3 separate regions of the Homo sapiens genome follow, and all the other regions are linked to region 3. Evidence: chromatin contacts called from ENCODE Hi-C data. All regions are on one chromosome and are shown on one strand. The core of a region is the stretch at or near the end of the contact, and the rest is flanking DNA. Distances in the headings are between cores, read along the strand shown. Region 1 holds the start of ANKRD50 (ankyrin repeat domain containing 50). Region 2 holds the start of USP53 (ubiquitin specific peptidase 53). Region 3 holds the start of BLTP1 (bridge-like lipid transfer protein family member 1).

What was found. A loop is a pair of places that touch in the nucleus more often than their neighbours do. Pooled maps may share reads with other maps.
Region 1: a loop to region 3 is called in a map of natural killer cell, with 10 times the contacts of the local background. The contact joins the promoter of ANKRD50 here to the promoter of BLTP1 in region 3. A Hi-C loop is called at or near these places in 2 of 168 maps with a recorded cell type or tissue (naive thymus-derived CD4-positive, alpha-beta T cell and natural killer cell) and 8 of 50 pooled maps.
Region 2: a map of B cell shows a loop between it and region 3 (17-fold over the local background). The contact joins the promoter of USP53 here to the promoter of BLTP1 in region 3. A Hi-C loop is called at or near these places in 4 of 168 maps with a recorded cell type or tissue (B cell, CD4-positive, alpha-beta T cell, CD8-positive, alpha-beta T cell and 1 more), 1 of 37 single-sample maps with no recorded cell type and 7 of 50 pooled maps.

Annotation. Positions count from the first base shown.
Region 1 is chr4:124,711,282-124,713,981 of GRCh38, forward strand. It overlaps ANKRD50 (ankyrin repeat domain containing 50), which reads right to left and starts at 1,451. Exons shown (of 5, transcript NM_020337.3): 1 at 1,177-1,451. RefSeq lists enhancers at 859-1,424, 1,425-1,990 and silencers at 938-1,177, 1,328-1,707.
Region 2 is chr4:119,211,263-119,213,962 of GRCh38, forward strand. It overlaps USP53 (ubiquitin specific peptidase 53), which reads left to right and starts at 1,451. Exons shown (of 19, transcript NM_001371395.1): 1 at 1,451-1,611. LOC101929762 (a long non-coding RNA gene) reads right to left here and starts at 1,382. Exons shown (of 3, transcript NR_125931.1): 1 at 1,265-1,382. RefSeq lists enhancers at 369-943, 1,066-1,185, 1,517-2,090, 1,796-1,845 and a silencer at 1,316-1,445.
Region 3 is chr4:122,150,897-122,153,596 of GRCh38, forward strand. It overlaps BLTP1 (bridge-like lipid transfer protein family member 1), which reads left to right and starts at 1,435. Exons shown (of 88, transcript NM_001384125.1): 1 at 1,435-1,688. RefSeq lists an enhancer at 726-1,527 and silencers at 1,350-1,539, 1,610-1,689.

The sequences.
Region 1 (2,700 bases), core at 201-2,700, 2.6 Mb after region 3:
AAAACAAACAAAAATACCTCAGTGCAAAATATCATATGTTAAAAACTTATTAAGGACAATAAAGGTTGCAGTGTACCAGTTAACGTAATCTCAAAAATCCACGTACTTCACCTTTGGCACTTTCAAAAAGTTGGACAAAAACCACTGAAATAATCACATTCTCCCTTCTGCATTTTTCTTCCTCATTGTTATGCTTCCCAAACAGCCACATTTTAATCAAGTTACCCAAGATTTTTGCAACTTCACCATAGCAAAGGAGGGGGGGAGAAACTTTACGCACATACAGTAACACCCTTAACTCCAGGCAAAACGCTCATTCACAGTAGACTGGTAGAACAGCGCCAGCTAAGGAAGCTCTATTAACTTACACAGTCCAGTCAGTCAAGGACTGTCTACTCCTCCAGCCACACTTCTTTGTTGATAATGTGCAAAAATCTAGGGGAAGATTACCAGGGTTGCAGCTGGATGGGAAACGGTTTAAAAAAAAAAAACAAAAACGATGGGGGATGACTGTTCTTATAAGAATGATAAAGCAAACACAAGTAAAATGTGAATCCTTCCTTCCTCTGGGCCAAGGATGGAGGTCAGGGATAAAATCTACCAGTCTGGCCGGAGAAAAGGCTGCTAGAGAGAAATTCCTTCCAAGACAGGAAAGGGATAAAGAGTAGAGTGCTTCGGTGCTGGTGGGTGTCTGCCCACAGGTCCGGCCTCCAGTTTCAGCTGACAGACAAAAGGAACTCCGGGATTCCCAGCGCCGGGCACCACCTTGGGTTGGAACCGCCCAGAGGAGCCACAGGGGAGCCACCTCAGAGAGGCCACGAGCGAAGGTGCAGCCTCCACACCGAGGTCTGCCCTTCCAGAGGCTGGGAGCGCCTCTGCACCCCGCCCCGCACCGAGATTGGGGTGTGTCTTTTGAAGGGGGAGGGGGTGACTGAGGTCCTTGCCAATCCCAGACGAGGGGTCGCCTCCCGGTCGGCTTCCGCCTCTGCGCTCCCGCCCCATGCCCCGCTCCCGCTCCCACCCGGCCGACGGCGGTGCGAGGGAAGAGGGCAAATCTGGGGCTCGAGGCCGGAGAGGGTGGGTGGTTGGGTCAGGTCCAAGCCACGGCCTCGGCCTCCCAGCTTCCAACCCGAGGGAGGGGCCTCGCTTCCACCGCCGCCGCCGCCCCCCGGTTACCTCGGCCCCAGCCGCCGCCGTGGCCGCCGCTGCCGCTGTTAGGGACTCTCAGTCTCAGACACTTGCTTCGCTGAGAAGTCGCTGCCAGCAGCGCTCCCAAGACTCCACTCCAACTGCAGCCGCCTCCTCCGCCGGGCCCGGGGCACGCTCCCAGCTCCGGATCCTCCTCTTGGCCCCCGGCGGCTGCCAGTTCCAGCTTTCCCAGCAGAATCGGTCGTGCTCGCCCCAGCCCCCACCGGCCAACCGCCGCCGCCGCCGCCGTCAGGGCAGTAACTGTCTCAGGCAGCCCCCGGCCGGCCGGCTCCGCCCCGCCCGCCCAGCCCAGACCCCGCCCCCGCCCCCGCCCCCGCCCCGCCGCTCGGCCTTTCTTTGCCCGCCGGCTCCGCCTCCGCGTCCTTCCCCTCCCCCACCGCGCTCTCCCGCAGCATCCCGTGCCTGGGCGTGTGCGGCCGCCTGGGACCCGCTGCCGGCGCGGCGGGGAGACCTGTCTCGGGGCGGCGTGGGGGCCCCGCCTTTCTCAGGGGAGGCGGAGAACGGGGCGGGGGCTGCGTTCTCACGTCTCCGAGCTCACGCGAGTCGTTGCCCCCACCCTCCCCGTCACCACTGGGCCCTGATCCTTCCTTTGTCTTCCAGGCCGGAGGGACTCGCCGGCTGTTGGTGCCGTATCTGCTCCTGGGAGGGGCAGTTGGGTAGGGGGAGATTGCCTCTTGCCTCTCTCTGCTCAACCCTTTTGCCTCTCCCTTAACCCCGTTGCTTCCAAAGCCACTTCGGGCCCCGTTCTACCCCTCAGTCGTCCGGTCTCCTTTCAGTCCATTAAATTCCAGGGATGCTTTTACTTTGGCTGGGACGAAGAGAAGGAAGGAAAAGACTGGGAAGAATGTTGCGAAAATAGAAATAGTGGGGGTATACAGCGACATTCCTACCAGCCTCATGAAAAGGACGTGGCCTCCATCAGATGGAGGTTGACAGCAGGCTTGACTGGGTCTCAGGCCCCTGCTCCTCAGGGCCACTTGATCACCCGCAGCGTCCACTAGGGGGGAAGGTCTTGGTCATGTGGCGTCAGGAAATGCCCTAGAGGGCCTGCTCACAGGGGCCTGTTGGACTAAGCATGTCAGTTGTTTGCACTTACTGGACCTGAGTTGCTTAGATTCCAAATTTCTCCCGGGAAAATAAGTATACCGTCAACTGATGGAATAGGAAATGTAGCATTTTTTATTTTAATTGTTTATGCTAAAATCCAGAGTGCTCTATTTCCCATTCCTCATTAACTTGCATGTGGTTATTTGCCAAAATATTAAGCCAGTCTCCCATCTAGTTTTAGAAATTTCATAGTATAGCTATCACAATAAGAAAGATGGATAAACAAATAGATCGTGTTTGTGCTTACTCTTTCATATTGTTTATTCGTGCCAATTGAGGTTTACTGATCTTAGTATTTAATTTTAATTCATGTACCCTGAATTTTGGGCTTCTTTCCTAAAACACAAGCAAAAGAGGCAGAGTATAAATTCTCCAGAATTAGGG
Region 2 (2,700 bases), core at 201-2,700, 2.9 Mb before region 3:
TATACACCTGAGAGTTCTTGGTGCACAGGACACGTGGTAGGTAAATCCATGATGGGAAAGAGACTGCTCAAGGAGACATGGATTAACATTAAACAGAAACAGCAAAAGAAAATGGAGTGCTGGCGAACAGAGACCACGCAGCGGAAAAACAGTATTTAAAGTGCACCAGAAAAGTAGCTGCAGAATGAGGAGAAAATGACATTAGAGAAACGGAGGGAAGAGTTAATGGTGTGCTCTTATTGTTTTAAAAATGCAGAGTAGGATCTTTTTTTCCCCCACCCCTCCCAAAGTTTTTAATATTTTGAGGGCAGAAACCACGGCTTTATTTCATCCTATTTCTGACAGTGCCTAGTTCAGTAAAGGGAACATAGTAAATGCTCAATAAATTCTTAATGATTCAGCCTCAGACATTACAAACGGGTCCTATTTGTCTCCTGTATCAACGACCAATATTTCTTCCCCCTCTTTCTTCAAATAAACTTTTAGAAGTGCCTCTGGGTTTACTGAAATCCATTTTTACAATTAGTATGTTCAACTTACACCAGCTTTGGAATGAGTTCCAAAACCTTCTTTATTTACTTGAGAGATATTCGGTATCAGTGACGATGGGTTTTTCCTTTACTACTATTCCTAAGAAAGGTTTATTCAAAATCAAAGTTTAGCCCAATTCCCAGCAGTACCTTTTAACTTAAAACCTGTTCGAAAGCACGGCAAAGAGGCGGACAGACTTTTCTGACAATCATTAACCAGGTCAACAGACTTATTAAAGCTATCTAATTAAAGGCAAGAAACAACTGCTTGGGGAATACACATTCACGCCACAGGAAGCCATTTAACTGCAAATAGATCGTCTAACGACTCACGGAAATCTAAAGGAAACTGCGTGTCCGCATGGGGTTCTGATGCCAAACTACGGATTGTTCTCTCAGGTAACACCTAACCTAAGTGAAGTCCTTGGTGGATCCGCGTTCTTGAGCTTAGAAAATACCGAATGAACTACCAAGAGCACCAGAATAATCGCCTCCTCCTGAAGAACTAGCCTCTTTCTCACCACACCAGACAGCACGTCCTACAACCACCTTTCCCCCAACAACCAAACTCCAGCGCCAAGCTGCCGCTTTTGCAGAAATGTTCTATCTCTTGGTCTCGCGCGATCTCGCGCCTCCGAGGAAGCCAACTGTATCGCGCACGCCATCAAATCCCCGCGGGAATAGAATTCCGCAGGTCCAGAAAGCCGGGAAATCGCGAGCGGAGGCGGAGTTACCTCGGTGAGCGTGAAGGCGGAGCCCGCTCCGAGGGGCGGGCTCGAGGCGGGGAGAGGGGCGGGGCTCCAGGGACCTGTTGATCGCAGGTGTCACTGGCCTGACTGGTCCCTGGGTATTGGGGCGTATGCGCATGCTCCGCTCACAGGGTCGGGCTCTGGGCGGCGGAGACCAGCCGCCTGTGCTCCAGTTCCCGGTGAGCCTCGGTACTGTGGCAGCAGTCAGTGTGTCTGGCGGGTGTCGGCGTGAAGCGGGGCTGGGCCAGCGGGAGGTAGCTCTGTGGGAGTGGAAGGCCTGTATTTCTCTACCTGGACCGCACGCTCCTCGCGCAAGGAGGGTAGAGCTCAAGGTAAGTCTCCGAAACTAGCCCTCTGGTTGGAGATCCAGAGACCTGCGACCCCCGCGGGCCTGACCGGGACACTCTCATTCTAGCCCCAGAGCTCGTCTCTCCCCTCGCAGCCCGGCGACCTCCTATGGCCCCGGCCCTCTGGGCACACACACACTCTCTTTGCTGGGCGGTTCAGACGCCAGAGGTCACGCAGCCCTTTCGCCCCTTCTCGCCGCGTCTGGCGGAGATGCCTCTGGCCAGGCTGGAGGCGCTCGCGAGGCGGGAGGAGGTGCTGTACTTGTTGGGTCCTGGATGTTATTGCTGCCGTGTTTGAGGGCGGCGACAAGCTGGAGTCCTGCTGGGATTGTGAGTAATACCCTTACTTGGCTCCTGCCCCTGGCTGTCCAAGCCACATTGCCTCGCCTGAGCACACAGTTTTTTACTTAAAGGGGTCCAGGATGGTTATGCTCCCTCCTTGGAGAAGAGAGATGACTGGACTCGTGAGATTCTTGGGGTGGTGGTTTCTCAGTGGTAGTGGTGATGTATATAAAGTTAATGTTTAGCTTCTAAAGGGCGGCTTACGGGGCATTTACCAAACTATTTTTAAACAGTGTTGGAGAACAGGAAGTACTTGCACAGGTGTAATAGGGAGGGTTTCTAAAACCTGCAATCTGAGGATGTTTTGAGGTTTGTAACCCTGCTACAAGGTTTTCTTTATCAATGCAAAGTATGCAGGGAATTACCAGTTGGACAGCAAAGTTTTCCGAAAGTTTCCTTATCTGGAAATAGATATATATATATATATATATGTGTGTGTGTGTATGTATGTATGTATAAATATATATATTTGCAAAGAATATCTAAGGCTATTTTTGAGGTAGGTTTAATAGTAAACTTAACCTGTAGTCCCAGCTACTCGGGAGGCTGAGGCAGGAGAATTGCTTGAACCGGAGGTTGCAGTGAGCCGAGATCGCGCCACTGCATTCCAGCAGGGGCGACAGAGCCAGACTCCGTCTCCAAAAAACAAACAAACAAACAAAAAAACGCAGTACACTTAGGAAGGTTTTTGTGATTAAGATCTGATTCACTTTTAGTTATTAAAAGAAAAGG
Region 3 (2,700 bases), core at 185-2,684:
TTCATTTATACAATGTCGCCTAATGCATAGCTGTAGTTACAGGGTGACTCTTGATCACAGGGATGGAAAGGAAGTAGAGGCAGAAACTTCCAGATTCCCACAGTCCCCTCACACGGTTACAGAAAGGCCATAGTGAACTTCCTTCTCTCCTCTCCCCTCTGCTACAGTGCAACTTAGTTTCAGTTTAGTTTTTGATTTGGGGAACTTGAACCATCTCTAGGTAATTTCTAGTCCAGAGAACTTGTACTTGCACAATGTCCTTCTTGGGCAAAATCCGAAGTTTGGCTGTAGCAAATTTGAATCCTTGTGGTGGTTCCCTTATTACAAAACAAAGATTGACTAGAAATCTTCCAGATGTTGAAAAAGACAACTGAAATTAATTTCTTTGTAGAGGGGCAGAAATAAACTCTAAAGAGTTAATTGACATAAGGCCAGTACCAGTGTCCAGGTAGCAGAAGGAAGTAACTAAGACAGTGCATGCTTTTCTCCTTTTGGTTTTCATCCAGTCCTTCCATAAACCACTTCTGTCTGGGCCTCTATTTCCTTATATGCAATAACAGTTAATTGTTGTACCTCGTGTGTTTTCTGGCATTATCTTAAATTTGGTTTCATATCTGTTCCTTTTGAGGTGAGAGTGGAACAGCCATGTGGAAATATTAAGGTTGTAGTAAGTACCTCAGCTCCGGAAAGAAGTCAGAACTAGAGATTTAGACATTTGGAACTTCAGAGGCAGTATACAGTAATACTTTGGAGCCACATTTCTTGGGTCCAAACCCTGGTTCTCTAGCAAGTTATTTAACCTCTCAGTGTCTTAGTTTTTCAATTTGTGAAATGGAGATAAACGGGGATGAGAATAGCCTCACAGGATTTTGGAAGGATTAGTCAATAAGCCCTGCTAAACACTGTTTACTATTGCTAGTATATAGCGCAGACAAATAAATATCTGCGACATTCCTCTAATTCCAAGAAGTCGTTTGCCTTGGTTCACCCGCTAAATAATATTAAGAGCCTTTCTCTTTAAAAAGAGGAGCAGCAAATTACTTTTCATTAATATCATCAGCATAATAATAGACTTAGTTGAGAGATTCAGCGTGGCAGCACTTCACACAATCGAGCTCTCTTATTGATCATGTCATAACAGCATCTCTATTTCTTAAGGACTCATTTCACGTCATACACCCATCCGATGCTCCTTTTTCGTTAGCCTCCGTCTCCTAAGTGGGCTTATCTGTCTCCTGCTATCAGGAAGGCACTAACTTTTCCTTTGGGTTGTTAGGGTAGCAAAGTGATTTTCAAATTCAGGGTTCTGGCTCCTTCTGCAGCCCAGAGAGGAGGAAACAGGGCGGGACGCCGCCGGATTCCTGGGCAGGGCTTGAGTGGCGCACCTCGAGGCGCCGGCGACGCTGGCGTGTGACGTTGCTGCCTGACGCAGGCGCAGTGCCGCCCGGCCTCGGTTGGGACCCCTCCCCTCCTCCTCCGCCCCCTTGGGTGTCGGTGGCTGCGGCCAGGGTCTGGACCTGGGCGGCGGCCCCGGGCGGCGGGGCTAAAGGGTGTGGGCACCGGCAGAGCTTCGCAGGCTGCATCCGGCTCGGTGCTGCTGCCGTCGCCGCCCCTGCCGCCGCCCAAGGCCCTCGGCGTTCCCCGGAGAGAGGCCAGAGGGATTTCGGGCTGCCTCGGCACTCGCCCAGGTGAGGGGATGGGCCGGGCCAGACGGGGTTGAGGTCGTCAGCCCCTTTTTCCAGTGTCTCTGGAACTCAACCTGGTCGGAGTCTGAGAGCTTTGGCTTAGTAGTGGCTGCCTGCGGCGGCGACTCCTTCATATTCCTTTGCCATCCTTACCTACAGCCCTGGCACCTATAAACCGAGGGTTGGAGGTCAGTGGCAAAGTCTGGAAGGGCCATGGCAGTCGGATGGCTGGGGACTTTGATACAGGAGCAGTTCCTGCGGGTGATGGTAAGGCGCTCCACTTGCTGGTGTGTGGACTCGGCAGGAAGGACCGTGCACCCGCAGGCTCGGACTGCAGCCTTGCCAGCTGCACTGGGTTGTAGTAGACCCCATGCTGCTTAATATAGGGTCGGTTGACCGAGGGCGGGGAAGCCTTGGAACAACCCCCGCTTTCTTCTCTGGGATTGATGTGTTTTGTATTCTGAATTGGTGCTTGCTGCACTGCACTCTAGAAGACTACGTTTCAGCAGAATTTCCTATTGGTCAAAGGAAGGTGAAGAGAAGTTGATTTTTCTTCCGGAGAGTATTAGTTGTTGTCGTTTTTTTTTTTTTTTTTTTTACCTTCCTGTTGGCCTTAGTGTTGACGTTTGTTAAAGGTAAAAGTTCATGTGAATTTCCTTTTTAAGGAAATCATGGGCTTTATAACTGTCTAAGCGCCTGTAAGTTTCAACCGGTTTAGTGGTTTCTGCTTTCACCCTGTGCATAGCAATGAAGTTGTTTTATTCCAAGTTAAATATACAAAGTATAAAAATAGATGAATAACCAGAATACTTTGTAACTATTGAGTGGTACATATAATTATGTGCATATATTATCACATTTAATCATCAAAACAATCCTATAATGTAAAGTCTACTATTCCCATTTTCTAGATGAAAGAACAGAATAGACCTACAAAGTAACATGTTCAAAGTCAGAGCTGTGACTGAAACCAGGTAATCTGACTCGTTTGCAGTCCCTTAGTCAGTATGCCATA